Regions from separate parts of the Homo sapiens genome. Here region 1 is linked to region 2. Evidence: read pairs that join two places in POLR2A ChIA-PET (ENCODE). Cell type or tissue: HCT116. All regions are shown on one strand.

Region 1 (8,000 bases), 120 kb after region 2:
GTAAGAAAACAATAGATGTGTTACTGTAAGCCACTACATTTGCTGTAATTGGTTACAGCAGCCATAGGAAACTCACACACCAACCAAAACCATCAAGACCTACAGCATCCCCCAGGCTTTCTGCAATGCCACACCTGGAGAAGCAAGTGTGCTTCATGTTTGGACAAGTGAAAAAAAATAGCCAGGGTTCCCTATGAGTGACTGTCATTCCTTCTCACAGAAAAGCAAACTGCATGCAGGCAAACCAACAAAGTTAGGAGCTTGTCGGCATCCCAAAAACTCTGGGAAAGAGAGGCCAAAGATGAATGGGGGGCACATGGGAGAGGAGGGCAGGGCAGGGCTGAAAGAAGCTGAAAGAATTTCACCAAAAGCTGAAAGAAGAGGCAGCTGGTCATTTATTAGCAGTTAATCAGGGGAAGAGAAACAGAGAAAGAGACATCATTTCAGTAATATCAAGGAGTTTGCAGTGGTAGAATTTGGGAACAAATAACAATGATAATAATGGCTTATCACTGACCCTCATGTGTGCGTGGCTACGATCTTCATGTGTGTGATACCGAAATATTTGCCATCAAGTTGTCACATGTGATACACAACTAGATTTTCACAATCACACAATGAGGTGGAGTGGAGGGCTGATGAGGCCATGTTCTATGCTAGAGACAAATGAGACAAGTAAGTGTCTTAGGAAGAACACTGACACAGACAAAAGTTTATTGTTCAAAGGTGTAGTTGGTTCTCTAAGGAACCATAGGAAAAGAGTATCTTATTTTTCCCTCAGGGTCGGGGAGATGCCTCATCTCCTGGTGGCTGCTCACATCTTCCTTCTACTCTGATGCCACTTGTTTTTACTCTTTCCACATCCACCAGCCCTGCTCTGAGTTCCACTTCAGGATTCTCTACTGACTGATGCTATGTGTAACCTCCAGAAAGCTAATTACACCCCATATCTCAATTTCCTTGATTGGCTTAAATAGTAGTTAATTGATCAGAGGTTTCTGGAGATTAAAGAAAACTACCCATTAGTCACAAGAAAAAGGCTCTGTGATTAGTCAGACGACAGGAGGCTTTCTAAATGTAAGGCACGCCTAAAGTCGCTGACAGTCTTCCTGTCAGGCGCCGAACCCAGCCTGTTGCCTAGCAGACCCGTCTGAGCCCTGATTTACGCCGACAGCCCTAAGTGGGAAGCAGGTTGAACAGGGAGGTGTCCCTTGTGTGTCATTTAAAGTTCAATATCTCTATTTTCATGACTCGTTATTTCACCACTGAAATTCGGCTCAAGGGAAATCCATCTCTTCTTTCCTAGCTAATCCCTGCATCTCTTTTCTTCTTCTGAAGATCGTCTTGCTTATATTATTTTGGGACTTATCACATTTGCAGTGCACTGTTGAGCACAATGACTACATCATATCATGTTTTTTTTCTCCACGTAAGGTCTCCAGATCCCTTGACATGAAGGGCCACGGCCATGGCAAGAGGATTTATGCGATGTGGTGCAGAGTTTCGCGGGAAAAAAATCCCCTGCAAAGAAGGATTAACCAAAATTTGGCAATCAGGCTTGGTTAGAAACCCAGCATCATAGAAAACCTGAAAGCTTTAGACTAAATAATGTATCTATGCTATGTCTCATTATTTATCTCAATGGAGGAAAATGAACATTGAACTGCGCCTGCCATGTGTCTGGTCTCAGGCTACCAAACTTGCGTGCTGTATTTTATTTAAGTTTACTTAATTGTCCCAACAAGCTGTGGCCTCTCAGTAAGGTCATGACATAAGTATCATTATCCCTGCTTTGTATTTCTGAGAACCATGGCTGAAACAAGTTAAGCCACTCATATCACTGATGAGAAGCATATTTCGAAAGCATTTCTGTCTGAGGCTGAAGTCTGGCCTTTTCTGTGACATCAGTTTGCCTATAAATCATTTTGGGAATCTGATAGAGGAGTTTCCAGGAGCTTCGAAAAAGAGGGTTATTTCCCAGGCCAGGAAGTGAGAGATAAAGATAAGCCATTTTTACCTAAGATTTTAAGTAATTCTCAGAACAACTCTATAACAAAGATATCAATCTCCTTATCTTGAGTAGGAGAAAGCTGAGGTTCAGGGAATTTAGATCCTTTGCAGGTACAAGTGGTAAAAGCTGATGCAAGGATTTTACCATAGCCTAAAACCTGTTTTCTTCACTTTTTAAAAAAGTTTTATATCACACTTTATCCATTGCATAGCCAAAACACCCACCGGTATTTGGTCGCATTATTCCAGCCTATAGAATTCAATGATCCAAACTACTAGATATCCATTCCTTTTTTCCCCCAGACATTCTTTGTCTCCAGCTGCATCGCTGAGAATGTAAATGTCAAGCAAGGAGTTATGGGTCCTGTGACATTGTCACTAATTCAGGCAGCATTACATCCAAATATTATCCTAAGTCAATGATGGCTTACAAATTATTTTTTTCTTTTTTTTCCAGTCCTCTGCCAAATCAAATCCATCTGCTCTACATTCCAATGCATCCAGACACCACCACCTCCAACCACCTCTACCACACCACCATGCTCTAAGACATCACTCTTTCTCTTTTTTATATACAATAATAACTTCTTGCTAATCCCCCTGCATCTGGCCTTTTCTTCTCTGGTTTTTAGTGCCATCTACCTTTCCAATATCTATTTCTCTTAGCTTCTTCCTCAAAAACAGAACCCTAATTTTGTTTGAAGCAATAATGTGTGCATAAGAAAAAAAAAAACTCCCCTGAACTCTAATTCCAAGCCTTCCTTGTTGCTGAGGGTAGATATTTGATACTGTTCTGACCAATGAGACATCAGCTGGAGTCTCTTGCTGTTTTTTTAGGAAAGTTTTGTTTCCCAACCATTGGAATTTTTCTACCTTATTGCTTCCTTCTTTTTTCTGGAATGTGGAATCAATGCCTGGGGCCACAGTTACTGTTTTGCAACCCCAATAACTAGAACCACATGCTAAAGATGGTGGAGCAGAGAGCTAGAAGATCTCGAGTCCTTCATGACTTCATGGAACAGCTGCACAGGTCTTGGACTGCTTATGAAACTCATTTAATTTGCCTTGAGGGTGTTGAGCTAGAAGAAGGAGAGAATAAACAAAAGACCATTCATGGTCTCATGACCTCAGCACTAATCTTCAAGAAAACTTCACATTCAAATAAATTAGTCAAATTCATCTTTTAAACTGCAAGTGATAAGATTTGAATTGGCATGTATATTAATAAATTAGCTACCATAATTCGGTCTATCACTGTAATAGTTTTGCCATCTATCAACTTAGCTGGGTTCAACTACATTTTCCAGATTGTCTATCTTGTGTTTTCCCAGTTAGGATGGGCTACAAGGAAGATTCTGGGAAGATTTTGGAACAGAAGCAGTAACCATTTTGTAGCTCATAGTTTTTGTTACTGATCTGCTGACTCACTTATTGGCATGAAGCAGCAGCTATAGGTCTGCAATTTCTCTGCCTTCTCTTAGATCACTCCTTCAGCTTGTCTAATTCCCAGATCAGGTGTACGTTTAGCTCTGTGATAAATGGTCCCAGCTTTTGCAGGACACCCTTTCCACTACCAAAGTCAGAGGCAACAAGAATGGACGCAGGCTTCAGTAGATTTTTGTGGGGCTCCATTTCATACTTGTGGGGACCGGCAAATTCATGATCTTCCTCTCCAGAATTCCCCCGCTCTGGACTTCAGGCTTCACCAGCAGATGTGGAGACAGCCTTTAGACACTGCTTAACCAGCTTCACAATTATATAAGGCCAGTTCCCTGTAACACGTTCCTTTATTATCTCTATCCATCCATCTATCCTAGAGGTGCTGCTTCTTTGGTAAACTCCGACTGATACAGTCACTATTAGGTTGTAATTAATAATAAATACAGCTAACATGTATGGAGCTACCTATTAAGTGCTAGGCACTTCTCTGACTACTTTACACCCATTTTACCTCAGGACAGCCCCATCAAGTCAGGGACTATCTTTCTCATTTTAATGACAAGAAAATTGAAGCAGAAAGAGGTTAAATAACTTCCCCAAGTCACACAGCTAGCAAGTGGCAGGGCTGGATTCAAACCTGGAAAGATAGACTCTAGAGATCACATGTTAACTACTGGCCAAAATCGAGATCATGTAAACTTCACTGTTAGAGCTCATCTCTCCACTGGGGGTCTTGACTTGGAAAATAGAAAAATAGTTTTTATAAGTGAAGCAGCACATACATGACAGAGGTAAGAAAAAGCAGGCAGTGAGCATGCATTGAACAGTCTCTGTGTTCCAAAAACTTTGCTACCTTTTGCGACAGATGTAGAAGAAATATAACATATTCCCCTCTCTCAAAAATTTACAACCTAATGAAGAAAGCTGATCTGGAACTTCCTGAGATGCTGTGCTTTCAACTGAGGCTAACCCATACCCCAGGCTGACCCACTTCATTACTCTATGGCTGCCCCACAATGTGGCAAAGCTCTCGTCCTCTAACATTGTTTATGCTGAGTTTCTGTGAGCAGATGGGAAGACTTATCTGTTGCCCCATCTCCCCATGTTTATTCTCTCAGTATGCAATTGCTCCATACTCATATCACAGCAAGCATTTCTCCAGGTCGTGAGGGGACACTGTAACACAGAGGCTGAGAGCCTGGTTACTCAGAGAGGGGTCCTGGGACCAGTAGCATACTCATCACCTGGGAGCTCGATAGAAATGCAGAGTATCAGGCTCTATCTCAGACCTGTGGGATCAGAATATGCATGTTAACACTGGTTTAAGCACTGGCTTAAAGTAAAGGCTTGAAGTCAAACTAAGTTAAACTAATAACTTGGCTTTTTACTTGCCAAATGATCTTGGGAATGAATTTGCCTTTATAAACCTCAGTTTACTGTCTAAAAATGAAGATAATAATAACACCTGCCTCATAAGTCTGTTTTGAAAATTAAATACATTGCACAGTACCTAACATAGGGGTAACTGTCAATTAATATTAGCTAATGTATCATTATTGTTATTATTAGCATATGACCCCTGCTTTATGAGAGACTATACCTATAGTCTAGAAAAGGGAAACGTGGGCTAATAAGTATATAGATTTACTACAAATACCATAAGACCTTTTGTTCCAGGTATTTGTGCCAGAGGTCCATAGCTTTTTACCTATGAGACATCACCCAAACATTAAAACCATGGTTCCTATTTGCTCAAAGGACGCACAGAAACATTATCTGTTGGCTGCATAATGAATACATGTAGAGAGATTTTTCTATTTTCATAAACAGTATTTTGCTTTTGTTTTTGTTTTCCCAATTTTCTATTTGAAAGCCTTACTTCTGGCACCCACAATGCACCCACAAGTATCTGAAGCTCAGAAATCTCCAAATCGAGGATCTAAGAAGTAGATCTCAGGTCAGAGAAGGACCCACAATTTGTAGGAATATCAGTCAAAATGGAAACAGGCCAGAAACAGAATATCTAGACATGCTGAATTGAAGTAGCTGAGAGGAATAGGAATGAGATGGTTTATGTCAAACCAGCTACCAAGGACAAATAAGACAAACATCAGATTTCACAAGGATCAGTTGGGGAAAAAAAATCTGTGAAAGAATATGTCGCCTACATTGTTTTCCTTTTAAATCACCTTTTCTTTTTAACTTTTTCATGGTGTCTCTTCTCCCCCAACAGATCTCTAAAGTTTTGTGTTCCTTGGATTCTATCTCCAAACCCCTTATCCACTCTCCCTTAATTCTTTTCTTAGGTGATTTTATGCAGTTTCCTCTGTTTAAATACCAGCAATACAGTAAGACTCTCAAATTTGCATTTCTAGCTCTGATGACTCCCCTGAGTCCCAGGCTCAACTTCCCATTCAGCATTTTCACTTAGAAATCAAATGGGATCCAAAACTTAGTTTGGTCTAAAACGGACCACTTGTTTACCCATGCCACCCCTGTCCCCACCAAAATCCACCATCAACCCAGTTATCAAGGCCCCAAACTAGGAGGAATCCTTGATTTGTTTTTTCTTTTCCTTCACCCTAGTTCTGTGCATCAGCAAGTTGTATGAGCTCTTCTTCCAAAAAGCATCCCAAATCTGGTCTTTTGCTATTATCTTTGCCACTGAAATCCTAATCCGGGTCAGCATAGTCCATCCCCCAGATCAAGTGCCATTATCTTGATGATGGTCCTCATCTCCACCCACGTGTCTTACAGGCAGCTCTGCACACGGATGCCTGAGTGAGCCTTATAATCAGACGGTGTAAGCTTCCCTGCGTAAAACCATGCCCTAGGCTTTTACTATGCCCTACAAGGCCCTTCATGAAGTGGCCCCTGCTTCTGTCATGAATTTCATCTCAGGCCACTCTCTTTCTCATCCCAAGCTCCAACCACCCTGACCCTCTTGCAGCCCTTGGAATGGTATACTAAGTGCACTCATTTCAGGACCTTTGTATCTGCTGTTCCTTCTATTTGAAGTGCCTTCTGTAAACCTTCGCATGACTGCCTTCTTCTTGTTACTTAGTCAACACAAATGTCATCTCATTTATGTTGAGATGACATTTGTGTTGAGCTTAAATGAGATGACATTTCTGTGGAGCTTTTCATCCCCAGCAACTCCCTCAGGCACTGTTTAACTTATGGATCAATTTAATCTTTTTCATAACACTTTTTAAAAATTAACATTAGCTTTGTAATGTATTTTTGGTTGAATATCTACTTGTTTCTTTCTCTAGAAGGTAAGCTCTTTGAGGGCAAAGATTATGTCTCTCTTGTCTGCATCAGTACCTAGAGCATTGTCTTGCATGTGATAGGCACTTACCATATACGTGTTGACCAATTGATCTTGTTTTGAATGTGCAGGTTCAGCCTACTATATTTATGCTGTCTTATATCTGAAATCAGCTGACCTATGTGGTTAGCTTAAGAGCTAATGCTCAATGCTAATTAGGAAGCAGTGTGGTTTCTTGGACAACAGCTAAATATTTTTATGAAAAAAATGAAATATGAAGACAAAGCTTCTCATGCGCATGCCTTAGTTGTTCATTTCTTTAGAACATAAAATTTGTTTGTACACACAAAAAAGATGTTGTATCCAAAAATTATTCCAAAAAAACATTGTTTTGTGTTCATGAAAAGAAAGAAACTGTGTTTCACCTTGTTAAGCGTTCGAGAATTTTCTGTGTTCAGTGACACTGGTAAGGCTGGAGAGTTGAAATGAAAATTTCTCTTGGGATAAAAATAGTGAACTGAAAAGTAGTAAATCAAACACTCTTCATTTGCATGTCTCAGGGGCCATGTATAGAAACTAGCATCTGATACAATCTACAGTGTACAAACCTGGGAGTGTAAGCTGCATGAAGGCAAGGGCATCATCTATTATTCATTATCATTTTATTCCCTAGCTATAACTCAGGGCTTAGGATGTAGTAATCACTTATTAAAACTTTGTTGAAAAAGTAAAGGGGAATTATGTTATAAATGGCATTTTGATGTTGCTATTATGGAATCTTTTATTTTAGAAGCATCTCCAATATACTAAGTACTGCACTAGTGGCTTGTAATAAAGAATGCATCAGAAGAGCAGCACTTTATGGTGGACAGAAAACTGCAAGGAGTGTCTGTAGGTCTTGACCCTTATATGAGATCTGTCTCAGCGTAACCTCGAGCAAGTCTCATAACCTCTCAAAGCCTCCACTCTTCAAATAAACAGAGAACCCAGTGCTGCATAACTATAGCAGCTACATTTCTTCCTGGCATGAGCTATGAGTCTGACACTCTACAGGGTTTTCCACATGGGCAGTTTAATTTAATCCTCAAAGCAAAGTACGAGTTATATTTTTATTATTAATATCACCTTGAGCAGGCTATGGCATTTGTCCACCGTCACAAGTCCAAGGACTCTGAACTTGAACTCAGGTCTTCCTGACTACCAAGCCAATGCTTTTGGATCTCCATCTCATGCTTCTCTACTTAGGTTGGCCATCTGCCCAGGTTTGCTTGGGACAGTG
Region 2 (8,000 bases):
TATGGCCTCATTTAACCCTCACCAACAATCTTACAAAATGAGCCCTATTATAACTTTCATTTTACAGAGGAGAAACTAAGGTAGGAAGAGGTTAAATTACTCATCCAAGGTCGCACAGTTAATACATGACAGGCCCAGAATTCCAAATTAGTATACTGAACTACTTTTAACCTCACACAGTGTCTGAAAGGGCAGTGATCTGGTGGAGGGATTACAGTATTGGAGAAAGTGGGAATACAAAAGAGAGTGCTTGAAACTAGGCATTAAGATATCAGGATTTTAATCCCAGTTCTGCTAATGAGCCATCAAGGGACCTTACAATGTCACTTCCCTTCCTGGGACCTCGGTCCTTCATCTGAAAAATAATTGGGTTGTAACTGTGATATCTAAGTTTACCATCCAGAATCCTATGAGATGGTTTGTGCCTGCACCGCAGAAGGCATCTGCTCCCTTACAAACCCTTCATGAAGAGCATAAACCCTAGTGGAGGGTCAGTATGATGGGATGAAAAGAAAGCGCCCTATTCCAACTCTGTAAAATAATAATAACTTTATGTATTACAGTAACAAGGACAATGCTGTTATTATTAACAATCCCAACCATAACTCTCACTTGCTGAGCATTTAGAATGTATCCAGCATTACGGAAAATGTTTCCCTAGGCATTATGTAATTCAATCTTCACAACAGGTTGGTTAAGCAAGTATTAGCATTAGCTCATTTTACAGATGGCAAAGCAATGACTCACAAAGCTTAGGTAACTGGTTCTGTTTCTTGTTGGTTGCAAAGCTAGGGTAGAAACTCATTTTTCTCTAAGTTCAGAGCTTGCTGTCCCTACCACACTCAGTGCTCCCAGGAGGCCAGGGTGAAATACTTCTCATGACAAAGCGGCCACCTGTGAGCTCACTGTGTGTGCAGGGTTCATGTGTCCCTGTTTCCTGAATTTCATTCTTCCTATGGTTTCTTCAGCTAGCAAGTTTCCCAGCCATGTCTCATGCATAGCCCCCCCATGCAAGGCAGGCAAAGCTGGAATAACTTTAAGCCTAGGCCGATGCTGTCTTGTCCTCTCTGCTCCAGTAAAAGGCTTCAGCTTGGAGTGTTTGCACAACAACCAGTGAATCCTGTTCCTCCCCCAAATTCATATTTTAAAGCCTTAACTTCAGTTAAGATTTTTAGAGGAAATTGAGGTTAAAAAACTATTAGGATGGGCACTGATAATGGCTGATGTCCCTTAAAGAAGAGGAGATTGGAACAAAGAGGGGTGACCATGTGAAGTCACAGGGAGAAGCCAACCCTGCTGACACCTTAATCTTGGACATCTAGCCTGTAGAATTGTGAGACAATAAATTCCTGCTATTGAAGCCACCCCACCTGTGGCACTGTGTTATGACAGCCCTAGCATATGTGTTACCCATATTCATATAAAATTGCACCAATGAAAGAGTCATGTGTTTCAGGTATAAAATGTTAGGAACATGTTACAGTTAGCTCAACTAAAACACATGAAACCCTCTCTGGCAAGTGCTGGGGCAGCTTCAAAGGAATACATAAAATTTCAGTAAAGCCTCCTGGCCTGGGGCTGAACAAAAGTGTCTGAAGGACACAGGGTCAAGATGAGACACAAAGGATCACATTTTGTGCAAGTCTCATCTCCTTTCTTTGTGCCAGTTGCAATCCTAAGCACTAGGCACATGTTTTTATCAATCCTTGATTTTAAAGACACAGAAACTGAGGCAGAGCAAGAGAAAATGACTTACGTAGTTAGTGTAGGAAGTGACGTATGTCTGATAATACCTTTGATCCATTCAGAAACCTGGTTGTTGTCATTAGTCCAGGCTTCCCTGAAACTAAGGGGTGGAGCTGTGTACCAGTGATTGCAGTGCAGTTGAGGGTGAGGCAGGAGGATACAGAGTGTGTTTGTGGGACAGGTGGGGCCAGGCTTGGTTCAGCTTTGTAGGACCTTGGAAGGACTTGAGATAAATATGGCTTGGGTGCTGGTCCTTAAAGTGAAAGTTCACTTTGATTGATATAGAAAGGAGTAGGGCATTTCTGTAAGCCAAAACATGGCAGATGCAATAATTTTCCAGGGAATGTTCAGGATCCGGTGGGGATGGCTTAGACAGTGGGGTAGGGGTGATCTGGCTAAAAATTGGTAGATTCTGGATTCATAAAACCTGTGACCCATCTAGCTGTTGATAAGCTTCAAATTTCAAGAAGTGGACTTACATCCTGAGGCTGTGAGTCTTTCTCTAGCCAGTGATACACTGCAAAAAGTTCAGGCTTTGGAATCGAGCAGCCCAAGTAGGAAACATCATTTATAACATCAGTGACTTTGAGTAAGTTACTTGACTTTCCAAGCCTGAGTTTACCCATATATTAATGGGACAAATTCATTTCAGGTCTGTTTAGTGTGAAGATCAAATAGAACAGAAGCTTTGAAGTGCCTAGGGCATTACCCAGCAAAATGTTGGGACTCAGTAAATATTAATCTGTCCTCACCACCTCCTCTGCCTGAGCACTTATCTTTATCACTTGTCCTATGATCAAGCCAGACAGGATTTAGACCTAGGTAACCCTGTCCCTGCTAAGCAACTTTGCTTGTAGCTTTTGCACCCCAATTTTTTTTTCTGGGGACCTGTGCCCTGTGACTTGTTCTTGGGCTTGTCCTCTGAGCACCTGAAATTCTTTTGAGGTATCCATCCACGCCCAAATGCTCTGACTCACAGGTCTATATTGACATGTGTCCACCTCAGAGCTGAACACTGTCCTACCGTCATTTTGATTAGGCCATTTTGATAAAAGGAATGATTTAGTATGATATTTATTTATTTATTTATTTATATTTATTTATTTATTTTTCTGAGACAGAATCTTGCTCTGTTACCCGGGCTGGAGGGCAATGGCAGGATCTCGGCTCACTGCAACCTCTGCCTCCGTGGTTCAAGCGATTCTCCTGCCTCAGCCTCCCAAGTAGCTGGGACTATACCAAGATGCCTGGCTAATTTTTTTTTTTTTTTTTTTGTATTTTTAGTGGAGATGGGGTTTCACCATGCTGGCCAGGCTGGTTTCGAACTCCTGATCTCATGATCTGCCCGCCTTGGCCTCCCAAAGTCCAAAGTGCTGGGAAAACAGGCGTGAGCCACCATGCCTGGCCTGGTATGATATTTATAATGTTGCCCTAAACCTCACTCCACTCCTAGCTACACGTACATGGGGAATAAAAGATGAGGGAAGTGAGGAGAGCTGCTAGTGAAGGGTTGGGGATCGAAGATGGGCTGGGGATGCAATGGTTACCATGTGTCTGTTGGGCACAGTAATTATTACTTTAAAATTTTAAATGCTTCATGCTTGTTTTTAGGCAAAATCACAAGGTTTCTCCATTATGATAGCTCTATTAAAATCCTATGCAGACCCTATTGCTTCTATTTAGGTATCTTGTGATCATTTCTGTGGACCACACTGTATTTTTTCCCACATACTCAGCTTACAATATTATCAAGTACACCTACCAATTTAAAAACCTGCATCCTGAAAGTGACATTTTAAAGTCTGGCTTTCACCAGGTCTCTTAGGCCGAAACTAGTCCCATGAGCAGTGACTTGCAGCTCTTGATTTCCGGTTCTCACACACACCCTTGGACAGGAAGGTGCCTCATTGGCACCAGGGCGTTGTCTTTCGGCTTTCGGGGAGAGCAGTGACTAACTATCCAGCACTGCCCTCCAAGGAGGCTACTTCCTGGTTCAGCCCAGCTCTTACTATCCTGCAGAAAATGGTGCATCCATCCACCAATGGGAGGTGATGGGCTCCTGGCCTTGAGGGTTACTGAAATAACTGCAATCGTGGAAAGTGGAATTAGCTTTGTCCCCATATGTTTCATAACATTTTGTATCTCTTCTTGCCTCATCCATATCTGTATTGCAATCATTTGATTTCAAAGCATCCTGGGGCAATGCAAAAGCTAGGTTTCAGGACAGACATGCTGTGTTAACAGGTTGCAGTTGACTGTGAGCTGTAGGGTTTGGGCACATCCATAAGCTTGCTGAGTCTGTTTTTTACTTTGTAACGTAATACTAACTACACATACTCCACAGGATGTTCAAGAGTCTTAGGTGATCTCATGCATGTAGTTACCTTAGGGTAATGTTGGCCCAACATATTACGGTTACTCCAAGATGAGTAATATGAGCTTTCAGCCTAAAACGTTACCAAGAGAACTAATGAAATGCCAGGCAACATTAACAGAAATGTGGTGACCAGGAAAAAGACAACGAGAGTTAACAGTTAAAGTAAGCTGGTAAGATCAAACCTGAATCCTGGGGTCTCTTCCAAGAATTACACATCAAAAGTGATTTTGGCAAGCAGACACACAGTCAGAGGACAATGGTTGACATTGAGGAGAGGATAGAAATAAAAATAAATAATGTTAGAAAAAACTGAGATGGTTTACCTGAAGTAGGCAAAAGTTGAGAGCACAGGAAAGTTGTCATAGGACACAGAGGGTGCCACTATGATGTGCCAGGCTTAGTAGGTAACAGATAGAGAAGAACTGGGCTTAGTAGATAACAGATAAAGAAGAAGAGATTCCAGCTCAAAATATAAAAGAAGTTTCCTAATTTGATGACCTCCTTCAACCGTAAACAAATCCTCCTAGCCCAAGAGTTTCTCTTATGCTATTGAGTCATACATCTGCATATTTTACTTGTATCCTCTTAGGCAAATGAAGGCATATATATAGTTTTACTCAGCAAAAAATATTCATGAATAGCTGTGCATACATCAAAAGTATATATGAATCATCTTTTATCATTGACCTACATTAATCTCCTGTGAGCGCTCTAAATAATTCAACTTTGATTTTCCTGGGACCAGGTTCAATCAGCCAGGTGCTCTACCATCCAATATTAATGTCTTATTTTGTCTACTCAAGAAGGAAACCAACAGTTGTCCCTTTTTCTTTTTCTACATCATCAATTTCCCCTTTCTTTGGGATAAGTCTGATTAAAATTATATATTACTTTTTCCATTAAAGAAAACCCTGACTTGATTTTATATCGTAACCTCCAGTTATTACCCCAGTTTTTGCCCCTATTTACAGTTAAAGTATTCAAATAATGGTCTACATTTACTCTCTCCAAATCCTTTCCTCCTGTTCTCTCTTGAGCTCTCTCTATGTATCTCATATACATATATATGTATACAAATGTATTTATATACAATCATATACATATATTTGCCTACTAATCCACAAATGTTACTTCTGTTTTATTCACCAAGGCCTTCCATATTGCTTATTTAAGGCCTAATTCTCAGTCCATCTGGCTTGATCTATTAGCACTTTATATGCTAGATCTGTCCCTCTTTCTGGCCACACTTTCTTTACTTGACTTTCGGTCAACCCATTCTCCAAGTTTCCTTCAGGGTGGGCTTTTTTTTAGTGACTATGTTGTTCCTTTTTACCCTTAAGACCTTTAAATGAGCCTCAGTTCTTGGATTTCCTTACTTTGACCTGCTTTCTAGGGAACATTTAGATGCCCAGCTTTACATGCTATTCCTGTTCTGGAAACTCTCAGATGTGCATTTCTAGCAAGGATGTCTCTCTTGAACCCTGACTTGTAGGTTCAGCTGTCTACTTGACATCTCCCTTGGAGGGGGAAGAGACATTTCTAGCCAGGCATATCTAAAATTCACTTCCTGTTATTTCCCATGCCCTGCCCCACCTCTGCATCTCAACTAATGACAACTTTATTTTCTTAGTTAGCCAGGTAAAAAACTTCAATGCATTTTTTAACTCTTTTCCCTTACCCTTCAGATGCAATTCATCAGGAAATCCTATTGGTTCTCCCTTCTTCATATATCCAGACCTGACCATTTTTAGCACATCTATTCCTTGACTCAAGCCATCATAATATCTCTCCAGAGTATTGCAATAACTTCTAAGTGATCCTCCTTCATTTTACACATGAGCCAAGAATGCTTTGTAGTCAGAAGCAAGAGTAATTCTTTAAAACGACAAATTGGGCCAGGCACGGTGGCTCATACCTGTAAGCCCAACACTTTGGGAGGCCGAGGCAGGTGGATCACCTGAGGTCAGGAGTTTGAGACCAGCCTGACCGACGTGGCAAAACCTCGTCTCAACTAAAAATACAAAAAAAATTAGCCAGGCATGGTGGCTTGTGCCTGTAATCCCAGCTACTCAGGAGGCTGAGGCAGGAGAATCGCTTGAAACTAGGAGGCATACGTTGCAGTGAGCCGAGATCATGCCACTACACTCCAGCCTGGGCAAAAGAGAGAGAGATTCAGTCTAAAACAAAAACAAAAAAACAAATAAACGTAAAAATAAATAAATAAAAGATAAATCAGATCACACCATTCCTCAGTCCAAGGGTGTCCCAGCTCATTCAGAATAAAAACCAAATTCTTTAAAATGATCTGCAAGTCCCTACATGAACTGTCCCTATGACCTCTCCGCCCTTCTCTGTGTTCTCCCTCACTCTTCTCCAGCCACACTGGCCCCTTGCTGTTTTATGCACTCATTAAGCATGCGGTTGCCTTTTGGTTTTACACATGCTCTTCCTTTCTCTAGAACTGTTGTTCTGTCTCATATCTCCATGGCTGCTCCTTCACCTCCTTCAAGTCTTTACTCAAATATCACCCATGCCTTCCCTGAGCACCTTTTTCAGAGGCACACCTTTCCCTGTCCCAGCACTTACTAGCATCCTTCCCTGCTTTGTTTTTATTCATAGACTTGGTCATCATTAAGCACATTTTATTTTTGTTTATTTTCTGTCTCTTTCCTCCTGGCTACTCAACCCTATAAAGAAGGAATGTTTTCTTCTTCTTTTGTTCTCTACTCCATCTTTAGCACCTAGAATAAGCCGTGAATTGAATTGTTGTCTCAAGCCACACCGAGGCAAGAGGAGAAAGCAGTTATGGGAACCCAGCGAGAGTTGAAACTGTAGGAAAGTGCTGCCCACAGGAGCTGCTGCAATCCAAGAGGAGCACCTTGGCTGTGGCCAAACTCCCATGAGGCAGACAGGGAACCCTAAGAACCAGTAGCTCCCAGCTCTTCTTCCTTTGATCTCCCATTTCTTGCTGCTATATCCCATTGACCAATTCCAATAGGAAGCCAGAGCGTAAGAGCCCATTTGAGGCAGTCTCTCAGGATACCTTTCAGAGTGAACAAAGGTAGAGAGTGAACCTGGAGAGGCAGACAGAATGTACCTTGAAAAGTCAGAAAATAAGCAGCCAATTAGAAAGAGATACAATGCCTTCATTTTAATTATAGAACTCACTGGATTTTCTTCAACTGAATGAATTTGCGGTACCTCTGTGATGAATGAAGGGAACTTGGGGAGGAGACATTGAACCAGAAGTATGTTTTGTTCTGCTTTTATTTACCTACCGTAAGTTACTTTCTCTAACAAGAATGACATTGGAGAGTATGCATTTGACTTAGAATATCTGTCCCAAAAGGGATTTTGGATGGCTTGCTTAAATGCACACAATGCAATAAGTAGAAACATAAATTGCATTGAAGAAGCACATTGTACTTGAATACAGAAATGCTGGGAAGGGCAAAATTCTTTGCTAATGTTTTGCTGGACTATTCTAATGAGCAAAGATTGTGTTAATCTTGGATTTTGGCTTTACCCTCTTTCCAAACATCAGCCCCCTGAACAAGAATTTCACAACTCCTGAGCATTTTTATTGTGCTCACAATTGCCTGGGACATAAAAGCCCTGGGGCCCTGGTCTGCAACTGCCTGAGGCTGTCTGTGGCTTTGGGTCATAGCTGAGCCTCTCATGACCCTGTCTTACTTTCAGCTCAGATATGCTGTGTTCCATTTGATGATAGTTTGATATCAAACATAAACCAAGTCCTAAACCTAAATTAAATGTGTAGATTAAACTAAGACTCAACATTCCTGCAGTGTCACATTTCCCTTACTAAACAATCTAATAATCATTTACTCAAGTTTATAGATTTCAAGCTAAAGGTTGT

Evidence for each region. ChIA-PET counts read pairs that join two places held together with the same protein. Peaks named below come from ENCODE experiments on the same cell type or tissue, not always from the same donor. Only the 100,000 strongest peaks of a DNase experiment are listed, where the experiment ranks them.
Region 1: POLR2A ChIA-PET joins it to region 2 with 16 read pairs; 5 of 35 experiments call an interaction of 5 or more read pairs at or near these places.

The regions. Positions count from the first base shown.
Region 1 is chr4:11,508,078-11,516,077 of GRCh38, reverse strand. No RefSeq gene overlaps it. Among named protein-coding and RNA genes, the nearest start is that of HS3ST1, 83 kb to the right of the region's middle. In HCT116, no CTCF peak of the experiment used is centred here; a DNase peak (open chromatin) is centred at 1,077; H3K4me3 peaks cover 857 bases; H3K27ac peaks cover 7,418 bases.
Region 2 is chr4:11,628,342-11,636,341 of GRCh38, reverse strand. All of the region lies in intron 2 of LOC107986178 (a long non-coding RNA gene), which reads right to left. Among named protein-coding and RNA genes, the nearest start is that of LINC02360, 140 kb to the left of the region's middle. RefSeq lists an enhancer at 3,080-4,279. In HCT116, no CTCF peak of the experiment used is centred here; DNase peaks (open chromatin) are centred at 751, 1,812, 3,661 and 7,781; H3K4me3 peaks cover 1,821 bases; H3K27ac peaks cover 8,000 bases.